Linked DNA regions of Homo sapiens: region 2 is linked to region 1. A link is a contact called in ENCODE Hi-C or POLR2A ChIA-PET data. All regions are on one chromosome and are shown on one strand. The core of a region is the stretch at or near the end of the contact, and the rest is flanking DNA. Distances in the headings are between cores, read along the strand shown. Region 1 has its middle 25 kb from the start of SNORD3P3. Region 2 has its middle 58 kb from the start of FLRT2.

Region 1 (3,592 bases), core at 442-2,941:
TATCATTAGGTCAAAATCCCTTTGTTCACTCATATTACCCCCTGACTGTCCACACTTCATTAAACCTAAGGATAAAAATACACAGGCTTTCCTGTTTCTTTGAATTTTCATTTTTGAAGGTTTCTTTGTCACGTAAAACTTATATTAAACCAATGTGTGTGCTTTTTTCATTATAGTCTGGTTTTTTTGCTATAAGGGCCTTGGCCATGAACCCAGAGATGGGTAAGGAAAAGAAGTCTTTTCTCCCCTACAGGTGTCACCTGTATGGAGTTTTGTGAAATCTGTCTGTCAGAAAAGCAGAGTAGCTTCCCTACAGTCAAAATGCACAAACAGAAATCATATCCTACAGTTCAATATCAATACATTACATGAACTCTCTCACAGTATCCTACAGAACTTTAAATATTCCTCTACTGTAGTAATTATTGAAGTATCTTTATATATATATATATTTTTTTTTCTCATTCATCTGACACTCACAGTCAGAATATGAGTTCCAGGGGAAAAAAAACTCTTACCTCTCTATCTGTTAATATCCAGTAGAGTACACAGCAGTTTGCTGAAGCGGCTTTTAGTGTAGCAAGCTGATCATCTGGAAGAGATTTACAAATCCTGAGCCAATAATAAAGCTAAGTGACCTGGATAGTGTAGGCCCAAGTTGGGGGAATGAAATTGCAAAGGGGTGAAGGGGCCTGAATGCACCATTTCACAAAATCCAGTTGCATTCATTCAGCAAATATTTTCTGTACATCAAATATTATTTTCACATAGATGAGGAGATAGCATTACTTGTGTTGTCTCATTGTCAGTAGTTGACACAATCTTCCTCTTTTACTGTGAGTTGCTGAAGCCAGGGACCCAACTTAACTTGGCACTCTGGGGAATCCTTTATGATGAGTATCACACCTTCTACGTTTCATTAGAATTTTTAAGACAGTGGTTTGTGGCAAAAAAAAAAAAAAAAAAAGAACAAATACACAAAACGTTGAAGTGAATCATTAACATTATTTTCAGCTGATTGTTGGGAATACAGTGAAATAATAGATTATGGCAGAACTTAAAAATGCTTAGTATTAAGATATTTCAAATACAGCAGGACATGGCCAGGCGCATTGGCTCAGTCCTGTAATCCCAGCACTTTGGGAGGCTGAGGCAGGTGGATCACGAGGTCAAGAGATCGAGACTATCCTGGCCAACACGGTGAAACCCTGTCTCTACTAAAAATACAAAAAAATAGCTGGGTGTGGTGGCATGCACCTGTAGTCCCAGCTACTTGGGAGGCTGAGGCAGGAGAATCGCTTGAACCCGGGAGACAGAGGTTGCAGTGAGCCGAGATCGGGCCACTGTACTCCAGCCTGGTCAACAGAGCGAGACTCCATCTCAAAACAAAAACCAACCAAAAAGAAAACAGTAGGACATATGCTTAAAATCATTAAGTTAAGCAAAACTGAAGTGTGGAATAATATTATATACTTTACTTAGGACTGATTTCATTCATCTATGTTTCTGAAAAGAACAGGAGGTTGGGAGTGACTGGCATGGCATAGTGCTGGTTTCAGTCTATAACACGTTATTGCCAGACTTTCCTTTGTTTGCACTTCCTTCTCTCACTATAGGCTATTTCTTAGCTCCTCTTCACAGGAAAGCTCCTCAAGAACTGTGTTTTCTTCCTTCCTCTGTAGTCACTGACATTGAAGCCTTGCCCTGCATAGAAGGCCAGTGACTCAGACCTGCCTACTTCCCACTATCTCCTCAACACACTCATAAAAGCGTTTGTTGCCACTCCACTGAAAAGGCTTCAACCAAGGTCAGCAGCTGTTTACATTTTGCCAGATATCTGCTACATTTAAGGCAGATAACCATTATCTCAGACCAGAATGTCAAAAGATGTACTTAAAGTGGGTTGCTGAGAAAAGGGCCTCCTACTCTCTTTTAGATGCTATAACTTTACAGATGGTAGAAGCATTGATATTACACATTTTGAATCTAAAGCAAGACCTCTGCCTCTATAGGCCAAACAGAGACTGAGGATGAAGTTAAGGAAGAAAGTATGTAATGATGTTTTATGTTAAAACTTTAAGATACTGGTGTATTAGGCAATTCTTGCCTTGCTATGAAGAAATATCTGAGATTGGGTAATTTATAAAGAGAAGAGGTTTAAGTGGCTCATGGTTCTGCAGGCTTTAGAGAAAGCATAGTGCCAGTATCCACTCAGCCTCTAGAGAGGCCCCAGGAAGCTTACAGTCATGGCAGAAAGCGAAGAGGAGCAGGCATGTCACATAGAAAAAGCAGAAGAAAGAGATAGTGGGAGCGGGAGGGGTCACAGGCTTTTAAATGACCAGATCTCACGTGAACTCAGAACCGGAGCTCACTTTCCACCAAATGGACGGTGCAAGTCATTCATGAGGGACCTGCTCCCACAATCCAATCACCTCCCATCTGTCCCCACCTCTAACACAGGGGATCACCATTCAATGTGAGATTTGGGTGGGGACAGATATCCAGACTATATCAACCTGTTTAGTCAAAAACCATAGAAAATAAAGACATAGGTAAGCAACAAGTTGGATATATATTTGTAATATAGAAGGCAGAGTGTTAATGTTTATATAAAGAGGTCTTAGGAAAAGGACTCCAAATCTCAATGGGAGGATAAACAAAAAATCCAACTGAACAATGATCACCCAAAAGAAATACAAATGGTACTTGTTCAGCTTCACAAATTTAAAAGTGGAAGATAAAATAACCGTAGGATGCCAAGATTAACATATTACATTGGCAGTGATTTCAAACATTTAAAAACTTCATGTAGTGTACGACTTTCTGTTTCTAAGTTATTTTTCTTAGGATAAGGGCCTCCAGTTTCATTCAGGTTGCTGCAGAAGACATGATTTTATTATTTTTTATAGCTGAGTAGTATTTCATGGTGTGTGTGTGTGTGTGTGTGTATGTGTGTGTTTGTGTGTGTGTAGAACATTTTCTTTATCTAATCATTCATTGATGGACACTTAGGTTGACTCCATATCACTGCTATTGTACACAGTGCTGTCATAAACATAAAACTGCAGATATCTTTTCAACATAATGATTTCTTTGCCTTTGGGTAGATATCCAGTAATATAATTGCAGGATCAAATGGTAGTTCCATTTTCAATTATTTCAGAAATCGCCATACTGTTTTGACAATTATTAACTAAAATAATCAATGAGCTAATTATTAATTAAAATAATCAATTAGAGTTTAAAAACTTCATGGAAAGAAGAGAGTGTAAAAAAGAGCTTTCTCTTTTGTTACAAGTGGGAATGAAAGATAGTAGAATCTCTGCACTTGGAAACTTGTAATATATTCCAAAAACTCTAAAGTTGTCTATTTTCTTTAATATCAAAATTTCATCTCTGGGAATGTATCCTAAATAGATTAATTCTAAATGTACGCAAATAGGAAATTGGAACGATGTTTGTGGTAGTACATTCTTTTTTTTTTTTTTTTTTTTTTTTTTTTTTTTTTTTGAGACGGAGTCTCGCTCTGTCGCCCAGGCCGGACTGCGGACTGCAGTGGCGCGATCTCGGCTCACTGCAAGCTCCGCTTCCC
Region 2 (3,592 bases), core at 813-3,312, 180 kb after region 1:
ATGGGAAATCTCTGCACCTTCCACTCAATTTTATTGTGAACTTAAAACTACCCTAAAAATAAAGTTTATTTAAAAAAAATTAAAAAGCGATCTGATGAAATAATCTTAATTGTTATGGAAACCATAATTTTAAAAATAATGTAAGTTTACATTTAGAATATCAGGAACATAAGGCAATTCATCCACCTCAAGGTCAATGTATCTGCTCAGCAGGTACTAAGTGATTCTATAGGTGGGCCATTTCCACAATGCTTTCTGTATTCTAAACACTGCATGAGGACCTCCTGCCCACTTTTTCATTGATTCCTCACAAGAACCTCAGGAAATAGGTCCTGCATTTATTATCAACTTATAAATAGGAAAACAGTGAGGTTCAGAGAGGTTCATTAAATACTCAGAAGTCACACAGATAGTTGTTGTCAGAGGGATAAAAATAGACTTTGCACATGTCTGAGTAGCTAATTCTTCTGCTTGGTTTTTTTTTTTTTTTGGAGTGGATAAATAAGGTTGTAAGAAAGAATACCTTTCTACCCAAATATGCTTTACTCTTTACTCTCCTGAAAAAAAGTGAAATGTAAATACAGCCTTTGAAGCTAGTTTTGAAAGTAACTAAAAATTGTAATGCCAGATGAGATAATTAGACTATGAAGTAAACTCTAACGGGGTTAGGAGAGATGTACAAGAATGCACCCGTCAGTTTTCTTGCTGCTGGTGAAGACCTAAGCACTCTCTTCTTCTGGGTAAGTTTTAGGGCTTATCCAATTTCATGCCAAAGTGGGTAGAAGCAGAAGAATATTCTAAGCACGGAGAAACATCTAAACAAAGTACAGATGCATGAGCCTGTGTATTCAGGGCACTGCAAATTATTGTTCAAAATAAATTTTTAGGCTGGGCGCGGTAGCTCACGCCTGTCATCCCAGCACTTTCGGAGGGTAAGGCGGGTGGATCACCTGAGGTCAGGAGTTCCAGACCAGCCTGGCTAACATGGCGAAACCCTGTCTCTACTAAAAATACAAATATTAGCTTGGTGTGGTGGCGGTGCCTGTAATCCCAGCTACTCAGGAGGCTGAGGCAGGAGAATCACTTGAACCCAGGAGGCAGAGTTTCCAGTGAGCCAAGATTGTACCACTGCACCACTGCACTCCAGCCTGGGCGACAGAGTAACGCTCTTTCTCAAACATATATAAATATAATAAAAATAAATAAATGTTTAACTATCATCTTGAAAGCTTCTGATTTGGAGTTTTTACTGCAGTTACAATTATTCACAGATAGTTCTTATAAAAGTTCATTTCATGAGTTTCTGAGTTTAGTGTAACTTAGTTTGATAACATCAGGAGAAAAGAATGGTATCCTCTAGGAGTTTACAATCAGAAGAGAAGAAAGAAATATTATGTCAATGTGAACCAAGAAAGACAAATGTTTTGAATGTCTGAGTCAGTTTACACATTACAGCAAAATGTGGCATTTGCAGGAAAATCTTTGGGGGAAAAAAAAGAAAAACCACAACAATCTAAATTATCTTCTCCATTTCCCAAGGCATCTGGGCCAAGTTTTGTATTTGATGAAAATAAGTCCAATTCTGTAACTTCTGCTTTTGGGAGAATAGGCTGAGAAGCATGTAAAAAAAAAAAAAAGAAAAGAAAAGAAAAGAAAAAAAGAGAAAAGCAAAGTCTTGTTCTTCTTACTTCTCCTCTTCCCTCTGTTCTTTCTCTCCCACCATCCCCTTCTTTGTGTTTTTTAACAACCAGAATTAAACATTACTTAATCCCATCTGGGAGCCATAGTCATTTTTCAAAATCAATTTTTAAAGACATTGTTGTCATATGTTTACCGTCCAGGTGTCTACTTTCTCAAGGTAACAAAAAGGTTCACAAAGATTCTTATCTCAAACCGATAAACAGATGCAAACAGAGCCGGGACTATCTGGGCTACCACAAGGCCTGTTTGACTAATTGCCCTGATAGATCCTTCTCCTGATGCCTAATGTTGTTATTGCACCCAGCATAGCTGAGATAGCACATGTTTAACCCCTGACCCTCCAGCTGCCTGGACCATGCCGCTCTGGAACTAACTATTCTCCATCATCACTTCCTCCTCATGGCAGACAGAGAGAGAGAGATCTGTTTCTAAGCAAATAGCAAAGGCTCTGACCCCGTCATGAGTCACCAGTCTGTCTACCCACTTCCAAGATTCCCCTTTATGTATTTATTCAGCTTGTCAGAGTTCCTGGCCAAAAGGATAGTGATTTTTGAGTTAAATGGGATTCATGCTAACTCTGGGAACAGTAATTTCATAAATCTGAGATGTGTTAAATGGCCTCTATAAGCTTCGTATGAAACAATCCATCTCATTCTATCCTTTTTTAAGGTAACTTTTTATTCAATAAAAATGATAAAATAGCAAAAGACACAGAATAAATAAAAGGCAAATATTCCAGGGCCATTTATTACCATGTAGGGAAATACCTAATTATTCTGTGCCTTAGGGCACTGATTTATAATTACTATAAGACAGGCTAAATACTATTAGTAACAGCAGAAGTGAGAAGTAAGTGTATTTTATCTAAGATAGTTCATCTTTCTCTTATAGCATGTTTCATAAGTCTTATTCACAGGACTTAACACTGGTCAAATTTTAACACATACTGCCAACACATGGAAATTCAGCTTCTGATCATCCTGGGTAAGTTTTGCTGTGCAAAAATTTTACATTATACCACATTGCAGAAACATTAAGCAGTAATAGCACAATAGTAAGCAACAGTTCTTATGACCATTTGGGTTAATTAATGAAATTACATTGTCTGTATGAAAAGGCAGAAAATAAATGGAGAAACAGAAAGGTGTAATCTTTATGGAGTATATTTGAAAGTCTGTTCTTTTTTTAATATCTGAAAAACTTAAGCAGACATGAAATATTATAGGCTATAATGCTGGGGAGAATAGTCCATTCAGATATACATTGCATTTTAGTTTTCACCAAACCATTTAACATAGAATCAAAACACTGTGGCTAAATTATAAAATTGCTTCTATCTTTCTAACACTTTGTTTAATCTGGTCTAAAAACTAAAATGCAATGTATATCTGAATGGACTATTCTCCCCAGCATTATAGCCTATAATATTTCATGTCTGCTTAAGTTTTTCAGATATTAAAAACTTGTTTTGTGAAATCAATTCCTGAATGCTAATGTTATTATCAATCATCATAATCCTTCTCTCATAATAAATTCTTGATACTTTCCTCTGTCCATTAAGGAAGCAGAATCGTAAAATATTGAGTGCATTGACAAGGTATTGTAGATTACTGAGAACAGCAACAATAACAAGATAAATACTCAAAGTTTTTGTGTCTTTGGAAGTACTTTAAAGGGAATGTAATACAGAAGGAGTCCTTGACATCAGAAGATGGTCTGGGTTTAGCTTCATCTACATAGCTGCAAGCCCGAATCTCAGTTTTCTTTCAAATGGGGTTAATGAAACCTTTCTAACCATCTTCTGAAGTCTAAATGATGTAAACTGCCCAGCACAGTGACTAAAATTTTTAAAAAGCAAAGGCTAGATCCATTCAAAGTCCCTTCTTGCCTT

The links. Hi-C counts contacts between places; a loop is a spot of excess contacts on that map. ChIA-PET counts read pairs that join two places held with the same protein, here RNA polymerase II (POLR2A).
Region 2: a loop to region 1 is called in a map of Caco-2, with 2.5 times the contacts of the local background. The contact joins two enhancer-like sites. A Hi-C loop is called at or near these places in 1 of 168 maps with a recorded cell type or tissue (Caco-2). POLR2A ChIA-PET finds 5 or more read pairs at or near these places in 1 of 52 experiments (activated T-cell).

The regions. Positions count from the first base shown.
Region 1 is chr14:85,294,905-85,298,496 of GRCh38, forward strand. No RefSeq gene overlaps it. Among named protein-coding and RNA genes, the nearest start is that of SNORD3P3, 25 kb to the left of the region's middle. Within about 2 kb of position 1,692, at least 2 of the 41 ENCODE cell types and tissues checked have a DNase peak (open chromatin) inside an H3K27ac peak, as active enhancers do.
Region 2 is chr14:85,469,854-85,473,445 of GRCh38, forward strand. No RefSeq gene overlaps it. Among named protein-coding and RNA genes, the nearest start is that of FLRT2, 58 kb to the right of the region's middle. Within about 2 kb of position 2,063, at least 3 of the 41 ENCODE cell types and tissues checked have a DNase peak (open chromatin) inside an H3K27ac peak, as active enhancers do.